2 separate regions of the Homo sapiens genome follow, and region 2 is linked to region 1. Evidence: read pairs that join two places in POLR2A ChIA-PET (ENCODE). Cell type or tissue: GM12878. All regions are shown on one strand.

Region 1 (4,000 bases):
CTTGTGTGTGTGTGTGTGTGTGGCAGAGTCTCACTCTGTAGCCCAGGCTGGAGTGCAGTGATGTGATCTAGGCTCACTGCAACCTTTGTCTCCCAGGCTCAAGCGATTCTCCTGCCTCACCCTCCCGAGTAACTGGGATTACAGGCATGCACCACCATGCTGGGCTAATTTTTGTATTTTTAGTAGAGACAGGGTTTCACTATGTTGGCCAGGCTGGTCTCGAACTCCTGACCACAAGTGGTCCGCCCGCCTCAGCCTCCCAAAGTGCTGGGATTACAGGCATGAGCCACTGCACCTGGCCCTCAACTCATTTTTTGAGGCCAGCATTAACCTCACACCAAAATCAGACATTATAAGAAAATAGAACTACAAACAAATATCCTCATGAATATAGATACAAAACACCAACAAAATATTAGCAAACCAAATTGTGTAAGATATTAAAATAATGATCTATCATGACCAAGTGGAAATTTTCCTTGAAATGCAATATTGTTCAACTTTTGAAAGTAAATCTATAGGGCTGGGCATGTTGGCTCACACCTGTAATCCCAGCACTTTGGGAGGCCAAGGCTGGCAGATCACTTGAGGTCAGGAGTTCAAGACCAGCCTGAACAAAATGGTGAAACCCTGTCTCTACTAAAACACAAAAAGTAGCTGGGCATGATGGTATGTGCCTGTGGTCGCAGCTACTCAGGAGGCTGAGACACAAATCTCTTGAACCCAGGAGACAGAGGTTTCAGTGAGCTGAGATCACGCCACGGCACTCCAGCCTGGGCAACAGAGCAAGACACTGTCTCAAAACAAAAACAAAAACAAAACAAAACAAAAAGAAAGTAAATCAATAGGATTTACCATATCAGCCAAACTAAACGAGAAAAGCCATACCATCCTCTCACAAGATGCAGAAGGATGGTTTGACAAAATTCAACAACTATTCATGAAAACTCTAAGCAAACTAGGATTACAGGTTGAGACTTCCTTAACCTCATAAAGGGCATCTTTGAAAAACCTATAGTTAATATCATAACTAATGATGAAAGACTGGGTACTTTCCCCCTAATATCAGAAAAAAAGGTAAATATGTTCACTCCTATTACTTCAGTTCAACATCGTACTGAAAGTCCTTGTCAGTGCAGTAAGGCAAGAAAAAGTAATAAAAGGCATACAGATTGCAAAGGGATAAACAAAACTGCCTCTATTCACAGATGACATCACCTATGTAGAATCTACATAGAAACTTAGGTTTTAGTTGCTTTTCTTCCCGTTCTGTCTTTTTTTTTTTCTCTTTTGTAGAATTGGTGTAATATTTTCCTTAAATGTATGCTAGCGTTCACCAGTGAAGCATCTGGAGTTGTTTTGAGGGATGGTTTTAAACTATAAATTCAAATTTTAAAGTAAATGTAAGACTGTGTAGCTTATCTTGAGTAAGTTTTGCTAATTTGCATCTTTCAAAGACTTTATCCATTTCATATAAGTTGTCAAATTTTTGGTGTAAAATTGTTTATAATTTTTTTGTTATCCTTTTAATATCTCCTTTGTTCAGAGCAGCAGTTCAAATCACAGTCAAACTCTAAACTTCACTCGATGGCTTGGCATCTGTCCCATATGAGAGCAGCTCAAAGGTCAGTAAGAGATGTGGGCAGATGGGGATCCCCCTTTAGTCTCTATTCTTTTGGGGATTTCCTCTTAATTTTCTTTGTGCTGTGGTTGCCCCATACTCTGGTTCTTCTAGCCAGTAATATGTGGGGTTTATATGGAGCTTTAGCCATTCTACATAGTGCAGGCTAGAACCTGCCTTGGCCTAAAAGCTGTAAAATCTAAAAACTCATCAATGCCATTTTCTTCTTTCATATATTGGCTTCTTCCAGCATCTTCCTGCTTTTAATCACTCTCCAGTGTCTTCAGATACTGTTTTTAAAAATATATTTTGTCCTCTGTGTGTGTATATAATTTTTTATGTAGATTGATCTGATAAAAGATGCTCAGATCTTACTGGAGATGAAATCTCCATTGCTTTTTATTTTTAAACCACTACCACTAAGACTCCAAAATTATCAACTCTTTTCCATATGAAGTATAATCCATTTATAAAGAACAAGATTGTGAGGAAAATCTTTCACAGATCCTATAAGTCTGAGATAAATCACCCCAATAATTTCAGATCCTGTAGCATTTTCTTGAGTCTGCTTGAAATTGTAGGTATCAAACAATAAACCAGGAATCCCATACCCTTCCTGGCTTTTAACAGGGCAAAAGTTTGAGTCCTCACTTTATTACACTTTGTACATCATGCTTTCATATGTGACAGTGCAGGGAATACTTACGTCAGATAAAAATTTATTTTACATAAAGATTTTTGCCCTGAATCCTCCTTCCTTTCCTATCCTACTGAGCTAAGCTGGAAAACCTAAAAAGATATATGAGGGTCTCTTTAATACTTTTTCCTTAAGCCCAGTGGAAATGCTACACTATCAGCAACTTGCTTTTCTCTTCCAGGATGTCCTGGTTCCTTTTATCTTCCAGGCCATCAAAAAGTCCCAGAACTTTGATCATGCTTAGATTTTAAAAAAATCTCCTAGATAAAAGAGCTAGCTAAGTGAGGGACAAGTGGAGTAAAATCCTTTCTCTTGGGAGGTTGAAGCAGGAGGATCACTTGAGCTTAGGAGTTCAAGTCCAGTCCAGCCTGGGAAACATAGAAAAACCCTGTCTTTTTTTTTTTTTTTTTTGAGACAGAGTCTCACTATGTTGCCCAGGCTGGAGTGCAGTGGCATGATCTTGTCTCATCGCAACTTCTGCCTCCTGGGCTCAAGAGATCCTCCCACCTCAGCCTCCCTAGACTACAGGTGCACGTCAGCACTCCCAGCTAATTGTATTTTTTGTAGAGACAGGGTTTTGCCATGTTCCCCCAGCTGATCTTGAACTCATGAGCTCAAGCGATCTGCCCGCCTTGGCCTCCCAAATTGCTGGGATTCCAGGTGTGAGCCACCACGCCCAGCCAACTGTATATATATAGCCAGCTGCAGTGGCTCACGCCTGTAATCCCAGCACTTTGGGAGGTCGAGGCAGGTGGCTCACCCGAGGTCAGAAGTTCAAGACGAGCCTGGTCAACATGGTGAAACCCCGTCACTACAAAAATTACAAAAATTAGCCGGGCGTGGTGGTAGGGGCCTGTAATCCCAGCTACTCAGGAGGCTAAGGCACAAGAATCGCTTGAATCTGGGAGGTGAAGGTTGCAGTGAGCCAAGATCACACCACTGCACTCCAGCCTGGGCAACAGAGCAAGACTCTGTCAAAAAAAAAAAAAAAATATATATATATACACACACACACACACACACACACACACACACATACTTTTATGTAGATTGATCTGATAAAAGATGCTCAGATACGTATATATATATGTGTATATATACACATATACATATACATATATACGTATATATACACACATATATACATTTACATATACACATATATACACATATACACATAAACACATATATACACATATGTGTATATATATACACACACATATGTGTATATATATACACACACATATGTGTATATATATACACACACATATGTGTATATATATACACACACATATGTGTATATATATACCTCATACCCTACACACCAAACATACAAATGTCCCTGTAGTTTCCTGAAAACACCAGGTGGTTCAGGCCTGCCATCTCCATACCTGAGCTGCCAGTTCTTTCACCCTCATCTCTGTGCACCTTGCCAACACATACTCACATACAGAATCTCACCTGGACCCCCCACCCTCAGCCAAAACTGATCGTTCCTTCTTTTGTGAATCCTGACACACACGTGTATATATATACATACACATATGTGTGTGTGTGTGTGTATATATATATATATATATATATATATATATATATAACCCTTTCTCTATGGTAGGGCATCACTCTACGTCTTTATCTATTCTTCCTTTCGATTATCAGTAAATAAAATGCTTATTTATGCA
Region 2 (4,000 bases), 78 kb before region 1:
ATTAGGTCAAATCTTTTTTTCACTGTCTTTGTTATAATTTTGAAATGGTGGTTTTATCACTTTAAATCATGACTATCACAATTTTCATAAATAATCTAGGTAAAAAATTAAAACAAAATAATTAGGTAAATGTAATGGGATAAACACCTGTAGACAAACTGGTCATAATTTAGAATATAAAGTTATATTAAATTAAATAATAGATACTTTTTTTTGGGGTATTTTCCAATAAACATATATTGTAGGAAAACATTCTTGCTAAAAAAAAAAAAGGGGGTGTCCTTTTTTAAGAGAATGTTGAATAAGTTTTGTCTAATTCAAAGCTTAAAGGTTGTATATAAAACAAAATAAAAAGAACCAGAAAATAAAAAGAGATGTAAAGAAAGTCATAACAAGAAAGAGGTTCGTTTTGTGATAAGAAAACTTAAAGAGAAATAATTTTATATGAGAAAGAATCTTGTATGGTAAATGCAGTTTTAAAATAAAATAATTAAATAACTGGTTGTTTAAGAAAGAGAGATGTCCAGGACAAACCGGAAAGTCCAAGCATTTCATGAAAGGTCTGCATAAGTCATAATAAGAGTCTTTATATTTAAAAAAAAACTTTAATATGATCCAGCTGTCATATTGTCATTAAGTTTTGGTTTGCTTAGGAAAAGAAAATGAGACAACTTTTTTTTAAATTAAGGTTATTACATCCATGTATCTTCCTGTACGTACTTTTAAAGCCCCTGTGATATTGAGTTACAGGGTTTTGACTCCTGGGTCTAAAAAGGACACCAAGTCCTGCTAAATCTTAAACACTGACAGCAATTAAAGCCTCATCTTCAGGCCCAATAGAAGATGCCAATCAAAATAAAATGCATTCCTGACACATGGGGCAATAAATTAAAGCTATTCAACTCCTCAAGGCCCAGGCACTATTGAGGGAGAGGTGGACACATAAGATTGTAAGGGTTGATTTTGAAAGATTAAATAAGTTCTGTTTCTCTATAAGTTAATCATTAATGTTAAAGGCATACTTCTGCAAGACCAACACATGGACCCCTGTGTCAGATTAACAAGGGTTTCTTGAAGCATTAACCAACAACTATATAAAGGTTATAAAGGTTATAAAAGGCTTATGGAAGCTATATCTTACAGTCAAGATTAAAATTTTACAGATTATTTATAAAATTTTGAAAAAATTAATTGGCTTCATACTGTTTTTATTAGGGCTTATTGTTTGGAAAATTAAGCCTTCTCTCTCAAAGAATAAAGACTTTTGTCTGTGTTTTTTTTTAAATCTTTGAGTTAGCACTTTGGTTAAATGAATGACTTATTTTACTATGACCTGTGACCCTATTTTATGATATCAAATGTTTAAAACCTTTGATGTTTGACAAACTGTCCAAAATCAAATTATAAATTATGTCTTTTTATGACCTAATTAATTCTTTAAGATATTAGGTTCCCTAAAGTCCAAAAAATACCACATAATTTGGCTTATTTGGTACAAAAATTACACAGGAAGCATTGTCAAATATGAAATGGTATTTGGTTCCCTTTGGGCTATATTTGTACAAATAGTTACTGTTAATAGTTCCAAAATTATAGGAAACTCCTATAATTCTGATATAACTTAGTGTACATTATCAGTAATAATCATAATTGTTATGTTAAAATTATTGTGTGCTACAGAGGTAACAAATTTCCTTGTCAATTGTGTCTTTGACTGTGGCTGCCCTAAAAGTTTTTGTCATCCATGGACAATTGTTGTTTTGGTCCTATTTAGAAGGTGGTTTTATAGCACCTGTAGTCCCAGCTACTTGGGAGGCTGAGGCAGGAGAATGGTGTGAACCTGGGAGGCGGAGCTTGCAGTGAGCAGAGATCATGCCACTGCACTCCAGCCTGGGTGACAGAGAGAGACTCTGTCTCAAAAAAAAAATAAATAAATAAGGTGGTTCTATAATCAGCTATAAAACTCTAACAGGTGCTCTTGAATGCGGGTTTCTGATAACTTTGGAGACTGTGTATCAAAATAGAGGAAAAACTTTCAGGACTCATGGACAGCTAAAATGTTCATGAATATCAAGAAGAACAGGAATATACTACATGGACTGAACTAATCTTTTTGACTTTTTTGCTTAAAACGTTTGCTGATCCTTTGTTTTGTTTTTCAGAGTCTTAATACCTTTATTTTATGCTATTGACAGCTTCTAACAACTCAGTATACTCCTATGAACAAAATTTGGAGCATATTTGTTTCTCTCTACCTGATTTCTTCAGACTGTGGAAACTATTTGTGAGTATTTTTAACTTATGGCAATACAGTTATTTGCATAAGTGCAATAAGAATCTGTTTTCATTTGTAACAGGAAACAACTGGAGAAACGTTATTTCACCAAGGCTTTGACTGGAATGTTGTGCTTTTTTTTAAGGAATCAAACTTGACTTATGGATCCAATAAAGCCCTTGGAAAAACTGGCCTCATATTTTGTGTAAACAGTCCCCGTACAGGGTTTCTGACTTGTGGTAAGTAATGAATGTCACCTTCCGACAGGCCCAGAAGCCCCAGGTTTATCTTGAAACCTCAAGAGGAGAGGAAATTCACCCAATTCATAGATATTTGATGACAAAATCCATGCCTGGTTTGGCTTTAAAAAGTCTCATCTGAGATTCTTCTTATGAACAAGTTTCATCAAAGCCAATTTAAAAGCCTATGTTTTATATATATATATATATATATATATATATATATATATATACACATACATATACATACACACACACATATATATATAATTGCCACATTATATGCAAATAATTAGGCCAAGTATAATAAAGCAAACCTGTTCTGCCATAATTTGTCTTCAGTACAAATGGGAAGTTGGAGAGAGAAAAATTATGTTTCAAAACTATAGTACCCCTGTTGTTAGATTGTGGTCTTGCCTAATGTTTTTTTTCAAGTTTTATTATTTTCTACAGTTTGAACTGAATTCTAATTTTTCTTGGCTACAAGTCTTCAAAATAATGTTTTCAATTATTTTTCCTTCTTTTTTTTCAAGTTTTCCTAATTTGGAATCACTGAAAACTAAGTTTTGCTTTCTTAAAACCCTGTGAACTGAAGCCAGACAACTTAAACTTCAGAAGAAAATAACAGCAACCTATTTGCATACATAAGCCACTTGCATACCTGCCTACTAATGTATGGACTTCAGAGTAATGTGGCTGATATACATTTTTCCAGGATTGTTCTTTTGTTTATTGTTGTTTTTCTCCCTTCTTCCCCCAATTTTCTCTTCATAGGACATGAGACTTCACAGCCTGCTAAAAATAAGCTTTTGGGACCTACCCATTTAGGAATAAACAGTCCTAGCCTTGAGAGATCAGATGAAATCTGAGGCCAGAGACTCATTTTCTTCTAAAATGCTTTCTCCAAAAGATTTTTAAATAGAAAAGAGGGGAAATGTGAAAGGAAAATGTCTTCAGCCCCTTCAAGCTGGGAACTCTCAGTACAAATCTGTCTCTCATTCTATTCAAAGTCATTTCTCTGCTCAGAGATAGATGCATATTCTGATTGCCTTCTTTGGAAAGACTTACCAGAAACTCAAAAGAATGCAACCATCTGTCTCTCACCTACCTGTGACCTGGAAGCCCATAGGGTAAAGGGGGCTTGCTTTGAGTTGTCTCTACTTTTCTGAATGGAATGAATGTACTTCTTACATTTATTGATTGATGTCTCATGTTTCCCTAAAATGTATAAAACCAATCTGTGCCCCGGCCACCCTGGGCATGTGTTGTCAGGACTTCCTAAGGCTATGTCACAGGTGCATCCTCAACTTTGGCAAATAAACTTTCTAAATTAACTGAGACCTCTCTCAGATTTTCTGGGTTCACTATTCCTACTTGGAAAATTGTCGATATTGTGAATGAGGGGGATTTGAAGTATCATTGTTTCTCTCCCTCCCCAAAATCAGTTTTGGAATTACCCTTTCTCTCTCATTTCCAAAGATTAGGT

The links. Peaks named below come from ENCODE experiments on the same cell type or tissue, not always from the same donor. Only the 100,000 strongest peaks of a DNase experiment are listed, where the experiment ranks them.
Region 2: POLR2A ChIA-PET joins it to region 1 with 6 read pairs; 2 of 35 experiments call an interaction of 5 or more read pairs at or near these places.

What each region holds. Positions count from the first base shown.
Region 1 is chr1:119,264,242-119,268,241 of GRCh38, reverse strand. The region is part of intron 6 of WARS2-AS1 (WARS2 antisense RNA 1); the gene reads right to left. Among named protein-coding and RNA genes, the nearest start is that of LINC01780, 62 kb to the left of the region's middle. RefSeq lists an enhancer at 1,505-1,674. In GM12878, no CTCF peak of the experiment used is centred here; a DNase peak (open chromatin) is centred at 1,651; H3K27ac peaks cover 275 bases.
Region 2 is chr1:119,342,641-119,346,640 of GRCh38, reverse strand. The region is part of intron 2 of LINC01780 (long intergenic non-protein coding RNA 1780); the gene reads right to left. Among named protein-coding and RNA genes, the nearest start is that of LINC01780, 16 kb to the right of the region's middle. In GM12878, no CTCF peak of the experiment used is centred here; no DNase peak of the experiment used is centred here.